2 separate regions of the Homo sapiens genome follow, and region 1 is linked to region 2. A link is an interaction called in ENCODE POLR2A ChIA-PET data of the cell type or tissue named here. Cell type or tissue: GM12878. All regions are shown on one strand. Each heading gives the region's core, and the rest is flanking DNA. Links, peaks and the distances in the headings are about the cores only.

Evidence for each region. ChIA-PET counts read pairs that join two places held together with the same protein. Peaks named below come from ENCODE experiments on the same cell type or tissue, not always from the same donor. Only the 100,000 strongest peaks of a DNase experiment are listed, where the experiment ranks them.
Region 1: POLR2A ChIA-PET joins it to region 2 with 11 read pairs; 5 of 35 experiments call an interaction of 5 or more read pairs at or near these places.

Annotation. Positions count from the first base shown.
Region 1 is chr17:27,545,031-27,550,397 of GRCh38, reverse strand. The region is part of intron 1 of KSR1 (kinase suppressor of ras 1); the gene reads right to left. All of the region lies in intron 1 of LOC124903960 (a long non-coding RNA gene), which reads left to right. Among named protein-coding and RNA genes, the nearest start is that of LGALS9, 83 kb to the left of the region's middle. In GM12878, for the core only: no CTCF peak of the experiment used is centred there; a DNase peak (open chromatin) is centred at 3,217; H3K27ac peaks cover 85 bases.
Region 2 is chr17:27,469,467-27,474,833 of GRCh38, reverse strand. All of the region lies in intron 1 of KSR1 (kinase suppressor of ras 1), which reads right to left. Among named protein-coding and RNA genes, the nearest start is that of KSR1, 16 kb to the right of the region's middle. RefSeq lists enhancers at 847-1,176, 1,197-1,246, 1,468-2,232, 2,233-2,997. In GM12878, for the core only: no CTCF peak of the experiment used is centred there; DNase peaks (open chromatin) are centred at 1,023, 2,453 and 2,923; H3K4me3 peaks cover 1,080 bases; H3K27ac peaks cover 4,169 bases.

The sequences.
Region 1 (5,367 bases), core at 293-5,292, 75 kb before region 2:
GGAGAACAGGCAGAGGCTGGTGGCCACCCATGAGCCCCCTGCCCTACCCAGGGCGGCTGACACTGCCCACCTCAGGACATGAGCGTCATGGGCAACACTGGTCAGAACAGAGAGCTGGGTTAAATAAAAGGCAGCCTTCCTACCAGCCTGGCCAACATGGCAAAACCCTGTCTCTACCAGAAATACAATAATTAGCCAAGCATGGTGGCGCATGCCTGTAGTCCTAGCTACTTGGGAGGCTAAGGTGGGAGGATCGCTTGAGCCCAGGAGGTCAAGGCTGCAGTGAGCCATCATCACACCACCGTACTCCAGCCCGGGTGACAGAACAAGACCCTGTCTCGGGTAAAAAAGAAGGCTTTCCTGCCAGGGTGGGGTCAGGGAGTTGGTAATTGCTAATATGGAAGACCTGCTGGTTTGGGGAGAATGGGTAACCTCCCACCTAGGATGCTTCCAGCGAAGAATCCAACTGCCTGGGTTGGGATCCAAGGGCTCAGTCACACCCTAGCTCTGTGACCTTGGACAAGTTACTTAACCCCCTATAAAAGTCTCCATCTTGTCAAAGGTCTCCATCTTGTCCTCCAGAAAAATGGGGATAATAGAAGCTGACTCTCAGAGAGACGGAAGAAATGACGCATTTGGCACATGGTGAGCACCACAAGTGTAGCCATGACCACTGAGCAGCAGCAGTATTGGCCAGGGTCCTGGACTCGGATTCCCAGTAGGCTTTCAGGGATCCACACCCTGAAATGTATGCAAATTTCAGATATGCAAGTCTGTGTATTTTCTAGAGTTATTGTCCAAAGCTTTCAAAAGACTCGCAAATGGCTAAAACTTCAAATAAGAAAAGCTTACACAAGGACAGCCTGACTTGGGTAAACCCGACAAACACTGGGCTCTGGCTGGGTGCCCAGCATTGGACTGGGGAACACGGGATACAGAGAAGCACAAGGAGGGCATGGCCCAGTTCTGATGAAAAATAAGGGACTCGCATTCCCAACAGAGGCCAGTTAGGCTCGACAGATGGAAACGAGCTCACTGCCAGAAGACCAGGGAGTTGCCTGGCTTGGCTACGGCCAAGTGACCCAGGGACCCAGGGAGAGCTCCTGAAATGTTGCTAAGACTCTGGTGGCCTCCTAATGGTGACTTCCAAGTGTCCCCCCAAAATAAGTACCACCTTCACAGTCTCTTACAGGAACCTGTCTTCTGGAGACACTTCTCAACCCTGCTGTCCCTCATGGTTGTGGTGTTAATTCATTCCTTTTCCTTTCATCTGTAAATATAGGTTGTGCATTTCGAATCCAAAAACCCAAAATCCGAAACGCTTCCAAAGACCCAGAAGCTGAACCTCTCCAAAATCTAAAACATTTTGAGCACTGACATGATGCTCCAAAGAAATGCTCACTGGAGCATTTTGGATTTTGAACTTTTGGGTTTGGGATGCTTAGCCATTAAGTATAATACAAATATTCCAGAATTCTAAAAAATCCAAAATCCAAAACACTTTGGACCTCAAGCATTTCAAACAAGGGATACTCAGCCTGTATCTCACTATATTTTTCTTTTTTTTTTTTTGAGATGGTCACCAAGGCTGGCAGGCTGGGGTGCAGTGGCACGATCTTGGCTCACTGCAACCTCCGCCTCCTGGGTTTAAGTGATTCTTGTGCCTCAGCTTCCCAAGTAGTTGGAAGTATAGGCGCATGCCACCATAAAGGGCTAATTTTTGTATTTTTAGTAGAGACGGGTTTTCGCCATGTTGGACAGGCTGGTCTCCAACTTCTGACCTCAGATGATCTGCCCACTTCTGCCTCCCAAAGTGTTGGGATTACAGGCATGAGCCAGCACTTTCGGAGGCTAAGGTGGGCAGATCACTTGATCTGAGTATAAAACAAAACACTTAGGACCACTGCACCGGGACCTTAGCACATTTTTCTAAAGAGCAAGGACTCTTGTTAACAGAGTCACAATATTTTACGAAGAAAAAAATGATGAATTAATAATTTTTAATTTCAAATATCTAGAAAGGCTCCAAATTTTCAATTAGAATAAAAGCTTATAACCAGTTTGGGGCCATAGACCCTTTTAGAAATCTAGGGAGGCCCATGATCTCTTTCAAAGAACAATACTTTCATTTATTTCTTTTTTTATCTTTATCTTTTTTTTTTTTTTTTGAGATGGGGTCTCACTATGTTGCCTAGGCTGGTCTTGAACTCCTGGGCTCAAGCAATCCTCCCACCTCAGCCTCTCAAAGTCCTGGGATTACAGGCGTGAGCCATCGCACCTGGACAGAACAATACTTTGAAATGTATAAAACGACACACTTCGAATTATAAAGGAAATCAATTCTATTTAAACACATTTATCAAATTACTGAAAACTGTGATAGACAGCCAGTCATGGTGGCTCACGCCTGTAATCCCAGCACTTTGGGACGCCAAGGCAGGTGGATCACTTAAAATCAGAGGTTCGAGACCAGCCTGGTCAATATGGTGAAATGCTGCCTCTACTAAAAATACAAAAATTAGCCAGGCATGGTGGCACACGCCGGTAATCCCAGCTACTCGGGAGGCTGAGGCAGGAGAATCACTTGAACCCAGGAGGCAGAGGTTGCAGGAAGCCAAGATCATGCCACTGCACCCCAGCCTGCCAGCCTTAGTGATCGTCTCAAATAAAAAGAAAAAAAAGAAAAATATATTGAGATACAGGCTGAGTATCCCTTGTCTGACTGCACTTCAGCCTGGGTGACAGAGCAAGACTCTGTCTCAAAAACAAAACAAAACAAAACAAAAAAAACCTGTGATAGAGTCATAAAAGCTTCTTTATTAAAGTATTAAACATCCAACAGTGCATCTAATAACTGCCATAACTTTAAAGTTGTGACAAGTGGAAACTGCTTTTTCAGATAGCTCCACAACTGTGATTCCTACTGGTGACCGAGTCACAGGTGTTTGTTAAGATAACTGTGCCTCATTGCCTACAATCAAGTGGAATGACATGCTAAATTCCAGTTAAGGTTAATGAAAATAAAAGTGCAATTTTCTTCCCCATCTACGTTCATCGATGGACCCCCTGAATTCTATCCACAGACGCCAGGTCAAGAACTCCTGTGGCTAGAGAGATGTGAGCATGAAATGAGACCCATAATAATGAAACCACTGCTACCACATCAGCGTTTTTGAAATTTCCCCCAGAAAACTAGTTTGGCCCCAGGCTCACCAACAATCTGACAGAGCCAGATTCAACCCCCTTGGGGTTACTTACCCCTCTCCCATGGCCCCTGCTCCCTTCAGGGTACTAGGGGCTCAGTGGCAAGTGCAGACAGCTGCTGGAGAGGGAGCGCTGAGTCAGAATCAAAATAATTCCACACTCTCAACTGTACAGTTTTTATGTCTGATGAAACCACAGACCCAGAGGCTGATCCCCTGACATTCCTGCACCCCATGCCCCTCAGGTGCCCAGAGCAGACCCTGCTAATCAAACACACTGCTGAGGTTCAGGACTCTGAGTCTACTTGCTGTCCTATTATGGAACCTAAGCCCTGGGGAGCACCTACAGAGCATGAAGCTCACAACCGTAGACACACGAGTGAGCTTTTATCCTACAGGTCTAAGAGGATGCACTCATGTGCCCTATCCTGGCTTACCCCACTCTGATCCATCCCGCCCAGTGAGACCAGAGGCAAATTCCAAAACCAGGGCTCCAACTTCCCCCAGCCCCCCAGCTCCGTTCCATAGCCCCTGGCCCTGCCCACCAGGCACGCACTCACCCAGCAGCTATTCCTCCAATACCTGCTGGAGTTTCCTACCCAGGCCAAGTCAGAGTCCGCCTCTCCCCTTCCTGGTGTGTTGTGTGTGACTCTTTCAGAGCCCTGATCATGGAGTTACTATCATACTACAGTTAACAGCTTCTGCCTCAGTCTCCCCCAATAGACACGAGCTCCCAGGCTTCTGAGTTGAACACATCTGGGTTCAAATCCACCATATACTAGGCTGCACTGCCCCAAGGAAGATAATTAATTTTTCTGAGTCTCAGTTCACCCACCTGTAAACAGGAACGATGACACCTAGCTCATATTCAACTACAGCATGGAGACCTCCAAAAGACTAGGTTAGATCTCCCTATAATTACACATCAGTGCAGGGACCGTATTTCCCTCATATCCCCAGTTCCTACTACAGCACCTGGCATAAAACATATGCTCAGGAGTGCCAGAGGAAGAAAATGTGTGGTTCTTATCCCCATGTTTCTCACAGCCAGCCCTTCCCTCCATTCCACGCGGCTCTGAAACCACCACTTCAAAGGGCTGACCAGAGACAGGACTATAAATCAAACAGCTGTGCAAACTCAAAACCACTCTTTTCCACATTAACTGGAGAGGTCAGGCTGCTGGCACTAAAAGCAGCAGCACTAGAGCCCTTCTGTCACTGGCACATGGCCTTCAAGGGTCCTGCCTCTGGGAGTGATTCCTAACATATGCCATTTGCACAAGACTTTCGCCACCACAGGCCAACATTGAGATTAGCCCACCTGGCCTTAGCCTGAGCCAGCGTTTGGGCCTTCCCCAGTCCAGCCTCCCCACAACCTGCCTGCCCTTTTCAGCTTTGAGGCACTCGGTCCCCTGCTAAGCAAGCTCTTCCCAGTGACTCTCCGCCTACAAGGATCAGCTCAGACACCACTTCCTCCAGGAAGCCTTCCTCAAGCCCTCCAGCCCCCTGCCCAGATCACATATCGCAGTTCTGATTTTTCACGCTTGTCTGCTTCCCTCTTCAGGCTGGAAACTCTGGGAGGTGGGGGTCCAGCTGGTGTTCTTGGTCACCAGCAGACCTCAGGAGCCAGCACAGCACCCAGCACATGGGCTGCTTTTTCTCTTTTTTCATAATAGAGATGGGGTCTTGCCATGCTGCCCAGGCTGGTCTCTAACTCCTAGGCTCAAGTGATCCTCTTGTGTTAGCTTCCCAAAGTGCTGGGATTAAAGGCATGAGCCACCACACCTGGCCTGGTTTGCTATTTTAAAACCTTTGTTGAAAGGATGAACACACAAACACAATACATTGTGCCAGACAGGCACACAAAGTTTATCAAATGGCAGCGAAAAACAAACACCAACTGGGCAAGTGATGAGACAGGGGTCTGAACATCTCAAAAGCCAGGACAGCTTCCCTAGAAGAGGAGCAAGCGGTTTCTTTTTTTAAAGGCCGGTAGAGATCCCCGCTAGACAGCCCAAAGCAGGCCCATGGGTAGAACTGTGCAGAACTTGAAGTGATTCTTCTTTGCACCCAGATAACCCATAAACCTGGCTAGCTGTGCCTGAGACAAGGAAAAGGGAAGACATGCAGTGCAGCACGACCCAGCTACTGGCAGGTCTGGTGT
Region 2 (5,367 bases), core at 226-5,225:
AGTAACTGGGATTCCAGGTGATATTTACTTGTCATCTGAATGTCTCCTCCCAACACTGAAGCGTAAGTTCCACAAGGTCTACATTTGTGTCCATTTTGTTCACTGCTATTTTCCCCAGAGCTAAGAATAGTGCCCAGTCCCTAATGGGTGCTAATTAAACACTTGTCGATAAAATAAATAGTAATATTATAATATAAAAATATTCTCATTCTGCACAAGGCATTGTGCTTTTCCATGGCTCATCTTACTTACTATGAAAAACGACCCCATTATAATCCCCATTTCACAGATGAGGAAACTATTGCTCAGAAAGGGTAAGCAACTTGCCCAAAGACACACAGCTAGCCAGAAAGGCAGTGCAGCCTGAATCCAGGCTGTCAACCACCAGAACCTGTGCTCTTACACAGCATGAGGTGCTGCTCATCCTCCCATCCTTACATCCAAAGATAGAAGCCACCCATGGTCCAGCAGAGCTTTATAGTAAGAACAGCAGGTCTGACTTTTGGAACATAAGCATTGCCTGGCTTGCAGCCACAGGGTGACAGGGGCCTGTTTGCTATAACAAGTAGCACTACGGCTTTGACAAGCTGGGTGCTAAGATAACAAATCCTGCCAGACCAGGAAACTGCTTAAACCAAACAGGGCCAGAGAGGAAGTTTGGCCTAAGCTGTTAGATGCTTGAGACAAGGTCTGGTCATTTGAGGCCGCCTAAGTCTTCTTCTAAGAATAGTCAAAAGCCCCCTCTGGTTTAGGGGTCTAGGAGGGAGGGATGCAAGTGAAGGAGTTTCCTCTAGACACATGGCCGATCGCAGCCCACATGGCTGGCTGTACACAGGTATTGTGAGTAAACGAGGTCTTTGGCTTTTGGTTTCTCTTTTTCTTTTTTTAACTACTTCCTAAAACTCTCAAAATTGTCAAAGATGCAGCTGGAAGAGTGGCCTGGGGTTTTGTCTCAAATGTTCACCTCTCCTCATAAGCCACCAGGCCAACCACACAAAAAAAGCTTCCTGTCCCCTAAAAAGACAAGTTTCCATTCGTTGATGGATTCTTCCTTGTTCTGTTCTGTCCCCTGTGCCACGGTGAGTCATGGCCACCACAGGGACTCTCCCCAGGGACTCGTCACCTTCTTTCTCCTAAAATGTACCACCAGTATTTAAAATACCGCTGTGCCTATCACCATCACACCCAAGCACTACCTGCTATGTTGCCTTTGTAGCTAGAACCCTTCCAAGCAGAGGCAAAATTATTTGAGGTGATCAGATAAAGTCCTCTGCCTGCCTGCTGCCCAAACCCCAGCCCTACAGGCTGCTCCTCACAAGGATGCCCCTCTCCCACCTTCCTGCTCAGCCAGAAGCCCCCACCTCTTGCTTTGCAGCCTCCTTTCTGCGAATGGCCACCTGTTAATCCAGATCCCCACGCTCTGTTACTTCATCCTGTCTCCAACTGTGAGGGACTCCCATTCCAATGATGCGAAAAACGAGACTGCCAAATCCATTTCCACCCAGCATTACTTCTTCTAAAATGCTAAGCATCACCAAAGCCTTGTATTATCTCTTTCTGCCCTGAACAAGACCCAAGATCAAGCAAATTTCTAAAGAGGGCAATGAAATGAACACAAATGGAAATTCAGACAATTCAGCTCCACCAGTTACTGTGTGACTTTGGGCCTTATTTCATCACCTACATGGGCTCATAAAGTTATCATTACTGAGAAATTAACTGAGAGAACTGCTGTCAGAATCTTGCTGCCTTAAACCTGGGTACTAGCTGGGCATGGTGGCATACACCTGTGGTCCCAGCTATCTGGGAGGCTGAAGGTGAGCCAGAGAGGTAGACAGAGGCTGCAGTGAGCCATGATGGTGCCATGGAACTCCAGCCTAGGAAACACTGCGAGACCCTGTCTCAAAAAACCTGGGCAGGTCCACTTCACATTAGCCATAACTGTGGGAGGAAGGGATAGGGCCCTGAGTTATTACTGATACATTCCCAGGATTCTGGCCTTCCATTCCATTTTTTTTTTATTTTCATTTTGAGATGGAGTCTCGCTCTGTTGCCTAGGCTAGAGTGCAGTGACATGATCTCAGCTCACTGCAACCTCCGTCTCCCAGGTTCAAGCAATTCTCCTGCCTCAGCCTCCTGAGTAGCTGGGATTACAGGCACCCACCGCCATGCCCGGCTAATTTTTGTACTTTTAGTAGAGACGGGGTTTGACCATGTTGGCCAGGCTGGTCACCTGACCTCAGGTAATCGGCCCACCTCGGCCTCCCAAAGTGCTGGGATTACAGGCATGAGCCACGGGGCCCAGCCCACTTCCCATTTATTTAATAGCAACAAGCTTACATGCAAGGAACCCAAGGTGCTGGTTAACCCTGGTCAAAGGAGGCCCCTAATTCAATGACATCAGAGCCCCCCGGGGCTTATGAGTCATTCAGCCTCCTCCAAACGAAATGGTGCCAACATCTTCCACCAGGCTATTTCCAGGCACTCTCATGAGGTCCACACCTCGCTATGTGAGTACACTCTAGACTCCCAGAAGCATCTGCTCAATCTCATAACCCCTTCTTTGCCCCATCCTACGGGAAGAAACCCATGAGGAGCACAATGTCCCCAAATCTACATTCCCAACCAGAGCCACAAATCAGAGTCCGCAGTCAGGGGAGAAAGGGTCAGGGCAGGCAGCTCAGTAAGAAGGGGGTTTCCCATGGCTGTCTCTTGGTCTTGTTTCCCATAACTGGGAGCCTAGACACTCATACCTAGTATCAGCAGCCCCACATCTGAGCTGGCAACCTCAAGTCTGAGGACCCCTTCCCTGGCAGGGGTCCAGGTGCCCCCAAGCAGGCCGGGACTGCCAGGCTTTACATCAGAGAACTGAGTTTCAGTTACCACGGTGAAGGCTGACAGCACAGAGCACAGTTCCGTGCAAATCAAGACACATTTCCCAAGTCCCTACACACCTCAGTACAGAGATGAGTCAGCTGCGCGGCCTGATGAGCCTTCATTCACACCTCACCAGCACCTTCTATGAGTTTACTCATCCACAAACTCCCCCACTAAGCTGGCTTTCTGGAGCACAATACATCTCTCATTCACTCTTATATTCCAGAACAGTGCCTGGCACGAAACCCGGCCAGGAGGGCGGAGGGGGAAGTAGGAGGACACCTGTTTGCTGAGTTGGTGCATTAATTCTCTCCTGCGGCCCAGCACTGAAAAAACAGCCCCATGCCCCTGCTTACCTCCTTGACCCCAAGGCCAACCATCCTCCCCTGACACTGTGTTCCAGGCACACCAGCCTCCTCCTGGCCCTTGACCACACCAAGCTCGATTCTGCCTCAGGGCTCTTGCACAAGCCAGTCCCTCTGCCGGGAACACTCCTCCAGGCTACAGTGGCCTTCTCATCTTTCAAGACTCAGCTCAAAAGTCACCCTCTCTGGGAAGGCCTTTCCCGATCACCCCATCTAAAGAAGTCACCTCTTCCATACCCCCACCTCTCTCTAACCCACTTCCAGTTTTCTTCTGAGAGCACGTCTGTCTGTTTGGCATGTGTATTATCTTTCTCTTTCCACTGAAGGAAGCCCTCTATTTTCTTCCTTGCTCCTTCCTCAGTGCCTAAAACAGTGCCTAAAACAAACCTGATATTGAGCAGATGCTCAATAAATCGTCACTGGAGTGGGCCCGGCACGGTGGCTCACGCCTTTACAGCACTTTGGGAGGCCAAGGTAGGGAGATCACTTGAGGCCAGGAGTTTGAGACCAGCCTGGCCAACATGGCAAAACCTGTCTTTACTAAAAGTACAATAATTAGCTGGGTGTAGTGTGCGTGCCTGTGCTCCCAGCTACTCAGGAGGCTGAGGCACAAGAATCGCTTGAACCCGGGAGGCAGAGGTTGCAGTGACCCAAGATTGTGCCACTGCACTCCAGCCTGGGGGACAGGGTGAGTCTCTGTCTGAAATTTAAAAAAAAAAAAGTCACTGAATGAATGCACAGAAGAGAGAAATAGCAAATTCAAGATAAGGAATATCTAACAAGGTCAAAAAATGGGGAGAATAAAGGAGAGAAGAAGAAAGGTACAAAGGTCAGAAAGAATTGTAAAAAATATGAGATACTTACCCAGGAGTACAATTTTTAAAACAGCTATCATTCAACAGGAGTTAAATGGAGGGGCTAGGTGTGGTGGCTCACGCCTGTACTCCCAGTACTTTGGGAGGCTGTGGTGGGCAGATCACCTGAGGTCAGGAATTTGAGATCAGCCTGGCCAATATGGTGAAACCCTGTCTCTACTAAAAATACAAAACTTAGGCCTGGCGCAGTGGCTCACACCTGTAATCCCAGCACTTTGGGAGGCCGAGGTGGGTGGATCACGAGGTCAGGGGTTTGAGATCAGCCTGACCAACATGGTGAAACCCTGTCTCTACTAAAAATATAAAAATTAGCTGGGCGTGGTGGCGGGCACGTGTAATCCCAGCTACTCAGGAGGCTGAGGCAGGAGAATTGCTTGAACCCGGGAAGCAGAGGTTGCAGTGAGCCGAGATCGCACCACTGCACTCCAGCCTGGGCCACAGAGCGAGAGTCTGTCTCAAAAAAAAAAAAAAAAAAACACAAACAAAAACAAAACTTAGCTGGGCATGGTGGTGTGCACCTGTAATCCCAGCTACTCAGGAGGGTGAGACAGAAGGATCACTTGAATCTGGAAGGTGCAGGCTGCAGTGAACTGAGATCACACCACTGCACTCTAGTCTGGGCAACAGAGCGATACTCCGCCTCAAAAAAAAAAAAATGGGAGAACAGTTTGGCAAGTCTTAACACACACACACACACACACACACACACACACACACACACACTCCATCTCCATGCTCTTTGATCCAGTAATTCCATTCCTGGGAATTATCCCAAGAAAACAAATTCAGAATAGGAACAAAAATAAAGCGCCTATATAAAGACGATTCCATTCACATTGTTTATAATTGCAGAAATCTAGAAACTACTGAAATGTCCAATAACACGGAAAATGCTTTGCCAAATTACAGCAGATCCACTAGACACACTCTCATGTGGCAACTAAAATGACCAAAAGGAAGATAATAGGGAAACATGGAAAAGTGTTTTGGAGTAATGCTACGTGAAAGGCGGGGGACAGTGGGGGAAACACTGAACTCCTTCTAAGTACCAGGCACTGTCCAGCACTCCTTCTGTATCTTGGTTCTCAAAAGAATCCAAAATTAACCTACTCTTATCCCCTTTTAACTAACAAGAAAACTGAGGTCCAGAGAGCTAAAGAACTTGCCCAAGGTCACAGAGCTGGCAAGGAATGGAGTCAGAATACGAATATGTCATCCTCACCCCAGAGTCCCCGCACATCCTGGCGCCC